Linked DNA regions of Homo sapiens: region 2 is linked to region 1. Evidence: chromatin loops called from intact Hi-C (ENCODE). Cell type or tissue: PC-9. All regions are shown on one strand.

Evidence for each region. A loop is a pair of places that touch in the nucleus more often than their neighbours do. Peaks named below come from ENCODE experiments on the same cell type or tissue, not always from the same donor. Only the 100,000 strongest peaks of a DNase experiment are listed, where the experiment ranks them.
Region 2: a loop joins it to region 1, with 5 times the contacts of the local background. A loop is called at or near these places in 2 of 110 quality-filtered maps.

Annotation. Positions count from the first base shown.
Region 1 is chr10:58,215,210-58,220,209 of GRCh38, reverse strand. IPMK (inositol polyphosphate multikinase) reads left to right here. Exons shown (of 6, transcript NM_152230.5): 4 at 3,893-4,065. Among named protein-coding and RNA genes, the nearest start is that of IPMK, 50 kb to the left of the region's middle. In PC-9, no CTCF peak of the experiment used is centred here; a DNase peak (open chromatin) is centred at 2,419; H3K27ac peaks cover 547 bases.
Region 2 is chr10:58,278,033-58,283,032 of GRCh38, reverse strand. The region is part of intron 2 of CISD1 (CDGSH iron sulfur domain 1); the gene reads right to left. Among named protein-coding and RNA genes, the nearest start is that of CISD1, 11 kb to the right of the region's middle. In PC-9, no CTCF peak of the experiment used is centred here; DNase peaks (open chromatin) are centred at 1,172, 1,462 and 2,422; H3K27ac peaks cover 2,695 bases.

The sequences.
Region 1 (5,000 bases):
GCTATCCACACCTCTCCCCTCCCTACCAAGGGACTTACATGTTACAGTACCAGTCACCCACAGAGGTCAGCAACAGGTTTTCTCTGCATTCCATTTCCAAATTGGCAAGACTGACCAAGCTTGTATCAGATATTTGCTCCTGCCCCAGTCAGTGACTGTGGGCCATGGGCTGGATTCCCAAAGTATGATGGTGTTGGCAAAGGGACCACTTCTGTAGGACTGAGGATAGTTCTTGAGCTGGGCAGACATGCTAATGACAGAGTGACATTCTATCTAGTCAAGTGTTTTTAAAACTTCTTTGTCTAAAAGGAAAAAAACAAGAAAACACTGGGCCTTTAGGGCATGGGGGGAATAAACTTCTTTGTCTATGATACGTAATAAATACATTTTTACATTGCAACTCAATGTTTATAAGACAGACCAACCCAGACAACAATACTTAGTCTTACTATCTGTGAGATAGTCTCATATATTCTCTTTTCTCTTTCATTTAGGAAACTTAGTTACAACCTATTAAGTTGAATTCATAATCCAATGATGGGTTGTGGCCTAGAAATGGAAAAATACTGCTCCACTCTATACCCAGAGGGGCCTAGCCGAAAAGGTGTCCTTTGTTAATCCAGAATTTGGCATTGCTTTGTAAGTGAGGCTGCCTGTAGTAAAATGTCTTTGGTCATTTAAGTAACTGAGTCTCAGGATTGATCTACCTTGAATTAAACTCTCTTCTAGGGAAAGAATTTGCTAATAGCATTTTTCAGGGTGAATTAATAATCAGATTTATTTCTATTAATGACAGCCTGTAAATCAGTAAAAATCTCAATGCTCAGATCATGCCCTGTTTTTCTATTTACCTTTTTCAAAAGCACTTGCAGTCAAGTTGTGAAAGACATGGTATCGCATTCTTTCATAAGAATTCTGCATCTCTAAAGCAGGTTTTGATGTTTATTTTTTAACTCAGAGGGAAAGATAGAAATGAGAATCTCAAATTCTTATTTTCACTTAAAAAAATGTAAGATTAGAGAACAGAAAGAAAACACCAAACCACTCTTCACTAGGCTTAACTTATGGTTTTATTTCTGAAGGCGAATAAGAAATAATTTAGCAGTTATTTGGTAATTCCAACCATATGAAACATAAGAAGGACCTGAAAGTAAAGTAAAGAAAAACACATTTGGATAGTCTAACAAAATATCAAATAAAACCCATGATATTCATCCCTATTTACTGAAGGGGTGCCTCAATTTATTATAGTGTGAGGAAGGCCAAGTCTAAAGTTTCACTGGACAATAGGAATGGGAAGGGCAAACATTCATTCAGCAAACATTTATTGTATTTCCACTATATATAGAGTTTGCATTTGTATTTTCCTCCTTTCAAAAAGAAAAAGTAAGAGATAGGAGATTTTATTTCAGAGTTGCAAAGCCTCTACCCTAGCTTCTCTTATCTTTATCTTATCATAAAAAGTTTGTTGTTTGTTTTTAATCACTGTCAGGTTGACAGGTAGAAGACACTAACCCTACAGTGAGATATAGATGCTGTGACATTTAGCTACGTTCTCTCACTATCTTTATACTCCCATATACAACTTGACCCCAGTAAGATTTCTGGAGTCTCTTGAGTCTAAATTAATGATAATAAATTTTTGAATGCCAAGGATCTACTGTACTATGTATTACTATCTAATTAGCTTTATTCTGATATTTGAAATTCAAGTCTTTTTACTGAAATTATTGAGCAGCCCTAGAGTGGGGCTGGATCTGTTTTCTTCCTTTTTGCTTAAGGTGGTTGGAGATGGGAGGAGAAAATCTGAAGGTAAATGTCCTGTGCTTCTTTCTTCTCTCATACCATCCATGGTTATCTTTTAGACACAGAAGCTTGGGTGTATTCCAACTCCTTGATCAGGATATTTCCACTTGTCCCATTAGTTTTCACAGACAGCAGTTTCATATCTCTGTCAAGATCTTTTGTTTTCTCTTATCCTGAAATTGTCTGTCTGGGAAAACCCTTCTTTCAAGTGTGGAAGGCTCCTTGGGTGTGTCAGTGCTTCTCCCTTGGACTGCAGTAACTTTTTTGTCATATTTGGGCTTAACTTCACTTAGTTCTACAGAGTTATAACCCTGCTCTCTTCTTCTTTGACTAAAGCATAAAAAGTATCTCTTGTCCTTTGAAGGAGAAGATTTATTCCTTTTAAATCTGAGGGGCTTAAAAATTTTTCAAGCCCTAACTGGGTTCTCACTTTTGTTTGAGCATAAACTTCTTTATTGTAATTCAGCAGCTATGCTAGTCTTGGTGGAATGGGGATAATGAAAGGACATCAGAGAGTAAGGCTTCTCTTACCCCGGTACTCTTTTATTTAATTCAGAGAAAATAAACACCTTCTCTAACCTTATTTGTCATGTTCACTGATAGTAATCTTTTCTGTGTTTGAGGAGAAATACTTCTTGTTACATTCCTAACTAAAAAATGAGTCATGATCTCATTCAGAACTTTGAGATGATTCTTTTTTTTTTTTTTTTTTTTTGAGATGGAGTTTTGCTCTTGTTGCCCAGGCTGGAGTGCAATGGCGCGATCTCGGCTCACCACAACCTCTGCCTCCCAGGTTCAAGCCATTCTCCTGCCTCAGCCTCCCGAGTAGTTGGGATTACAGGCACCTGCCACCATGCCTGGCTAATTTTGTATTATTAGTAGAGACGGGGTTTCTCCATGTTGGTCAGGCTGGTCTCAAACTCTCGCCCTCAGGTGATCCACCTGCCTCGGCCTCCCAAAGTGCTGGGATTACAGGCGTGAGGTACCTCACCTGGCCGAGACGGTTCTTTAACCCAGGAAAGGAGGGAAGAATTTCTTTCCTTACTGTTTCCCTTGGGACCTGGACCCTGGCTTTCAAACTAAAACTAAAAGCAGGTCAGCCATGTATGATAACTGGGGCTTTTATAATACTGTATTTGAATCTCTATTTAATTTTTTTGTGGAAAGATGTGTGCAGGATGCCAGCATGATATACAGAACAACTTTTGGGGAATGCCTGTGTTCTAAAAAAAAAAAAAAAAAAAAAAGCAAGATGGGCTGGGCATGGTGACTCACACCTGTAATCTCAGCAGTTTGGGAGGCCGAGGCAGGCAGATCACTTGAGGCCAGAAGTTCGAGACCAGGCTGGCCAACATGGCAAAACACCATCTCTACTAAAAATATAAAAATTAGCCAGGCAGTGGTACACGCCTGTCATCCCAGTTATTTGAGAGCCTGAGGCACAAGAATTGCTTGATCCTGGGAGGCGGAGGTTACACTGAGCCAAGATTGGCCACTGCAGTCTAGCCCAGGCAACAAAGCAAGACCATGTCTCAAAAAAATAAAAAGCAAGATTCGTGTTTTTCCTTTGAAACTGGTGAGACTTGAATGTATATTTGACAATTATCATCATTTGGATAGGTTTACCCTTTCTTAATCTGTACTTCTGTTATATTACTCTGTGGGAAGGATTTATTCCTATTACTAATTTTAAATGAATCAATTTTTAAAAATTATTAAAATACTAAGAGTTCTGCTGAAACATATGGCATAAATTGTATTCACAAGGGGAATGCATTCTGGAAAAGCTTTTGAAATGATCCCATTGCCTTTTTAATATTGTTGGAAACCTCGTATCTGCTGTCTTTTGCTTGTGGTTGAATTTATTTAATTCACCTCCTGCAAGAGCTTCTCTGTGATGTTTATACTTGTTATAAATTTGTTGTTTAGGTTTTTTTTTTAGGTAGAGTTAAGAATAATTATTGACTTTACATTTATTTTAACTTTTTTCTCTGTTTTAGGATTTTCTCATCTTGTTTTTCCCTGGCAAGTACTTGAGTAGTAATATGTTTGCCTATTACTAATTAATATTTTTCTTTAATAACAGATTTATACCTAAAACTGGAAGATGTGACCCATAAATTTAATAAGCCCTGTATAATGGATGTAAAGATAGGGCAAAAAAGCTATGATCCTTTTGCCTCATCTGAGAAGATTCAGCAACAGGTCAGCAAGTACCCATTAATGGAAGAGATTGGGTTCTTGGTGCTTGGCATGAGGGTAAGAGTGCTTATTAGTATAATATGCACATTTCTCTGTACATGTTCTTCCCTTGAAAATTATGGATGTCATTGTAGTACTAATATATCAGAAAATAATGTATTTTGGAATTGAGTTGTCTGTAACTCCCCAATGTGAAAAGTGAGGGCAAGGATTAAAAAATTTTTTTTTTTTGTTCACTGATATATGGTCAGTTTCTCTGGTTCGGGAACATAGTAGGGTGATTGATAAATAAATGGATGGATGGCTGAATCTCAGGACTATAATTCTGGTAATTTTGTTTTAAAGAAGTCTTAAATTTAGGTGCAAGCAAATATTAAATGTAAATGTGATATTGTTTATGATTTTCCCATGAGAAAAGTGCTAAATATATATATTCAGTCATTTTTCTGCATTTTCAAAATATAAAAGAAATTTAAAATGTGGTAATTGTGTGGCCGGGCACAGTGGCTCATGCCTATAATCCTAGCATTTCAGGAGGCTGAGGTGGGTGGATTGCTTGAGCTCAGGAGTTTGAGACCAGCTTGGGCAACATGGCAAAACCCCATCTCTACAAAAATGCAAAAACCAGCTGGGTGAGAGGTAGCGTGTGCCTATAGTCCGAGCTACTCGGGAGGCTGAGGTGGGAGGATCACTTGAGCCCAGGAGGTCAAGGCTGAAGTGAGCCATGATCATGCCACTGCACTCCAGCCTGGGTGACAAAGTGAGACCCTGTCTCAGAAAAACAAACAACGCCACCCCCCTACCAAAAAAAAAAAATAGGTAATTGTTTCAGACTTTTGGGGTTAAAACAGTTGTTTCATTTTCTCACAATTCTGTGAATTTGCAATTTGAGCTAGTCTCAAGTGTGCAGTTCTTTTGCTGATCTTATTTAGGGTTCCTTCTGCAATCATCTGATGGTTCAGCTGGGTATAGATGGTCTAAAATGACTCTCT
Region 2 (5,000 bases), 63 kb before region 1:
CAATTTCAGTTCAGCTCCTGATGTTAACTGGTAAGACTTTCCTCTCTTTCTTCTTAGTCTGTATTCTTTTGCTGTCCTTGTTTGAACTGCCTCCTAGGTGGCCGTCATACAACTCAGCAAGTGATGTAACCAACCTGAAGTTGCAGGGAAAGGAACCTAGCAATACTACATCCCATACCCTTCCCTCTTACATCAGAGTCCTTTCATCTTCTTGTTTCGAAAGTAAGACTATCTCTTCCTTTTTAAGGCTGAGTTTCACATCTGTGCTGTTACTCTCATTTCCTTCCACCCTTTGTCAAGATACCGCTGACTCAAATAGTATCTTTCCCTGTAGTCACTTTAATCATTTCCTCTATACTGGCTCCTTTCATTCTCACTTCAAATATGGATAGCCCTTTTGTGAAATACAATTGGCCCCATCTGTATCTGTGGGTTCCACATCCATGGATGCAACCAACTGCTGATAGAAAATACTCGCTAAAATAATTGTATGGGTACTGAGCATGTACACTTTTTTCCTTGTCATTATTCTCTAAACAATACAGTATAACAACTATTTACATAGCATTCACACTGTATTAGGTATTATTTGCAATCAAGAGATGACGTAATAATTTAAAGTATACAGGATTATGTGCATAGCTTATAGGCAAATACTGTCATTTTAAATCAGGGGCTTGAGCATTCTCAGATTTTGGTATCCATGGGAGGTCCTGGAACCAATCCATGGACACCGAGGGAAGCCTGTACTATAAAATAAACCAATTTCTGGGCCGGACACAGTGGATGACACCTGCAATCCCAGCACTCTGGGAGGCCAAGGCGGGTGGATCACTTGAGGTCAGGAGTTCAAGATCAGCCTGGCCAACATGGTGAAACCCTGTCTCTACTAAGAATACAAAAATTAGCCAGGCATGGTTGTGCATGCCTGTAATCACGGCTACTCAGGAGGCTGAAACACGAGAATTGCTTGAACCCAGAAGGTGGAGGTTGTAGTGAGCTGAGATCACGACACTGTACTCCAGCCTGGGTGACAGAGTGAGACTCTCTCAAGAAAAAGAAAAAAAAAAAAAGCCAAGCCAATTTCTGAAACATCAGATGACATACCAATGCTGGCAAGAGAAGCACTGGACAAAAGGGAGGGATATGTTTTTAAAAAATGTAATTTCTGCACATTACTAAGAAATCTGATTCATTAGGGTTGGGAAACCTGCTCAAGATGTTACAGACACACAACAGGTTACTAGTGACTGCACCTTAAGAATGAATTAGATTTGAAATTTGTATCGCATATAACATTTTTTCCATTGGTAAAATGATGTTTAAATTTTGTTATAAATACAACTGGTTTGTATGAGGGAAAAATTACTGACTATAAACTCAATGTAGCCACTTAATCAAAGGTATTAATTAGTCTTTGTGAACTGGCGTTTAAGTGTGTGACTTGGCACCTGTGTGATAACCTTAGAACCACAGGAATGTGGGGAGTTTCCAAAAGTCTCTGAAGAATAACAACATTTGTTAACTTGGGTAATATTCAAAGCAAACTGTTAATTGATTAATGCAGGAATAAGTGCCCAAGATGCAATGAAAATTCAGAACTGACAAATTCAAGACACAAAGAGGATCACTAAACAGCATAAAAGATAAGCCAGAGGGGGAAAAAAAGGCATGAGAAAACTGGAAATAAAATGACTGGTCTCATTCCCTCTCTTAGTCCTCTCTCAGTCCACCTACAGGAAATGGCAGTCCCTGGCCTAACCATCTGGAAACTCTAAATTGTAAAATGAAAGAATAATCCTGGAATGTTTTGAATTATAAAGTCTAATAAACATTTACACCACTAGTTTGTGTCCACTGGTGATTCTTCCTGAAATATTTGAGATCTTAGTTCATGAAAGCCCATATTTAGTTTATTGGATTCTTTGCCCTCTGGGAAAACCCAATCAAAGCAAACACCCTTTACTTGATCTCAAAGCCAAGCTGTAGTGTTCACTCAAGCAATTATGTTACTTTTCTTTCCATTCACTGTTGCATCTACGGAAAATATGACATAGACTTCTGTCGTTTCTTTATTAGTTAATTTGCACTTTAACTCACATGGACATAGCTTCTATTCTAATTACTCCGTTGAAATGACACCAAAATGGCAATTGCTTAATCTAATAGTCTTGTCTATTCATGTAGCTGTCTTTGCACAGGCCAATGTTCAGTACCAGATCATTGAAACTTTTCCCTCTTCTACTTTGAAGCTATGATATTTTTAGTTTTATTCTAACCTCTCTGGCCCATTCCATCTCCTTAAATGGCTCTTGTCCCCCTTCCAAAATGCAGAAAATTCCCCAAGATTTCATATTTAGCCCTTGATTTTTATCCATATCAAAGATCAGTTGCATTCCTACACTTGACTCATCAGTTTTGCTGATCTCTATCTCCAACCCTGATGTCTCACATTTCGTGTTGTCTGCTGTGCATTTCCATTCAACTATCATCTCAAATTCACTCTCTGAAACAGAACTCCTTATCGCTGTCCTGGAAAATTTGCCTTTTACCTCGAATCTCTTATTTCTGTTAATGGCATAACCCTCTTCTAATCCTACATGCTTAGATCCTTCAATGAGCTTTAGTTTTTCTCCCCTAGTCTTTCACACAGAAGTCAGTGCATTTGGCTGATCCTTTCCCCGAAATCTTTTATGTCTCTGATCATTTGTCTCCATTTCCATAGCTAGCACCCCGGTAAAAGTATCATAACTCTATGTTTGAAACCCCTGTCAAGGAGCTCCCCATGTCTGGAGTCACAGACTCCTCACACTGGTCCTCAAGATTGTCCTCAGTTTAGATTTATTCCTTGGGGAAGGGCAGTACAAGAACCAGACTAGATTCTTTATTCATTTCACCTTTGTTCACAAGTCCTTCCTTGCAGATTTTGAGAGTCTCCAATATATGCAGTTTATTCAAATGTTACCAATTTTTCTCAGAGCAATTTAACTCCCAAGTATATGACTATGCTTTCCCAGAAGATGTGATGTTTTTTTAATTAAGAAAAAACAAAAACAAACAAAAAACAGAGACTGGGTCTCACCATGTTGCCCAGGCTGGTACTGAACTCCTGGCCTCAAGTGATCCTCCTGCCTTGGCTTCTCAAAGTATTAGCATTACAGGTGTGAGCCACTGCACCCAGCCTCATGGTGTAATTTCTTCCTTTTAGCTTCCATTTATTTAGACCACTTACACTGCATGTACTATATACATCTGTGACATCTGCTGTTTTACTCTTTAATGTTTCTCACGCATGCATATATAGTAGATAGTAAATGAACTACTGAAGATCACTAAGGAACTATAAAACTCCAACTTAGAAATTCCACAATTTCTAGATTACTTTATTATTTTCTAGTAACCCCACCAGTACTTATCAACAATTTCAAATTCCAAATGAATAGTGCTCTTCATAATTTGTTGTAATGAGCCTATTAATTTCTGGTTTATATTCAATATAGTCATCAAGGAATTTTTGAACAAAATGGCATAATCTAAGTACTTTATCACTGGATTTATTGGGAGAAAGGAGTGAAATATGCTTTCTAGTATGGGTTGAGTAATCCTTATCTGAAATACTTGTCATAAAAAATGAAAATAAATGCTTGGGACTTTTCATAAAAATGAAAAGAAAATCTGAAATCCAAAATGTTTTGGATTTCAGATTTTTTCAACTTTTGAAATGTCTGCATATACATAATGAGGTTATCTTGGGGATGGGATCCAAGCCTAAACACAAAATTTACTTATGTTTTATATATACCTTATACATGTAGCCTGAAAGTAATTTTATACAATATTTTACATAGTTTTGTGAATGAAACAGTTTGTATACAAGGAACCATCAGAAAGCAAAGGTGTCACCATCTTAGTCACACATGTGGACTATCTGTGGTTATCTTGTATCACCATCATTCCCGACTATGAATTTATATGCTACTGATAAGCAATCATTTTCTTGCATGTATTCACATGTCAGTACTTAACAGTAAAAAACATAACATACCATTAATTCAGTTAACAAAAAAAGTGCTCTGGGAAATTAAGCAGCATAATAGCACCACCAGAATACCTACATCAGCAGCTGGGGGGGCCTTTTTTTCCCTTTGGGTCACTGACTTAACTGTGTCCTCTGCGTCTGTGTTTTGACTTCAACCGGTGAACTGTCACATGAGGTCAGGTATGGAATTTTCCACTTGTGGTGTCATGTCAGTGTTCAAAATATTTCAAATTTTTGAGCATTTCAGATTTCAAATTTTTGGATTAGAGATGCTCAACCTGTACCTAGTATGTGGCTTCTTCCATATTTGTGACAAGTTATTTGCGAAAATGACCCTCTACTATGGGGAGAGATCCCCAACATAACGTGCTTTCAAAAACAGATACATCATTTTTATTGATTTTTTTGGGGGCCCTTTAACATTATTTTTTTCATTGTATTTTATTTTATTTTTTGAGACAGGGTCTCATTCTGTCGCTGGAACGCAGTGTGATGCAATCACAGCGTGATGCAATCACAGCTAACTGCAGCCTCAACCTCCTGGGCTCAAGTGATCTTCCTGCTTCAGCTTCCTGAATAGCTGGGACTACAGGTGCATGCCACCATGCCTGGCTATTTTTTTTTTCAACAGATGGTCTCACTATGTTGCCCAGGCTGCTCTTGAACTAATGGGCTGAAGTGATCTGCCTCAACCACCCAAAGTGCTGGGATTACAGGTGTGAGACACCACGCCCTGCTGAAATCCATTTTATTTGAATGCTAAGAGTGATAGTACAGTGTTTATACCATATTTCTCACAACACACCAGAAATCCTGAAGTCATTCGGTGTACAAATCCTTTTGAGATGCTCGAGACAGTATTTTATCAACTGTGGATCACTAGCTGCCATCATGTCTAAAACCTGCAGGTTTCATAGATGACACCTCCAAAAGGGACTTGATAAAATACAATTCTCATATA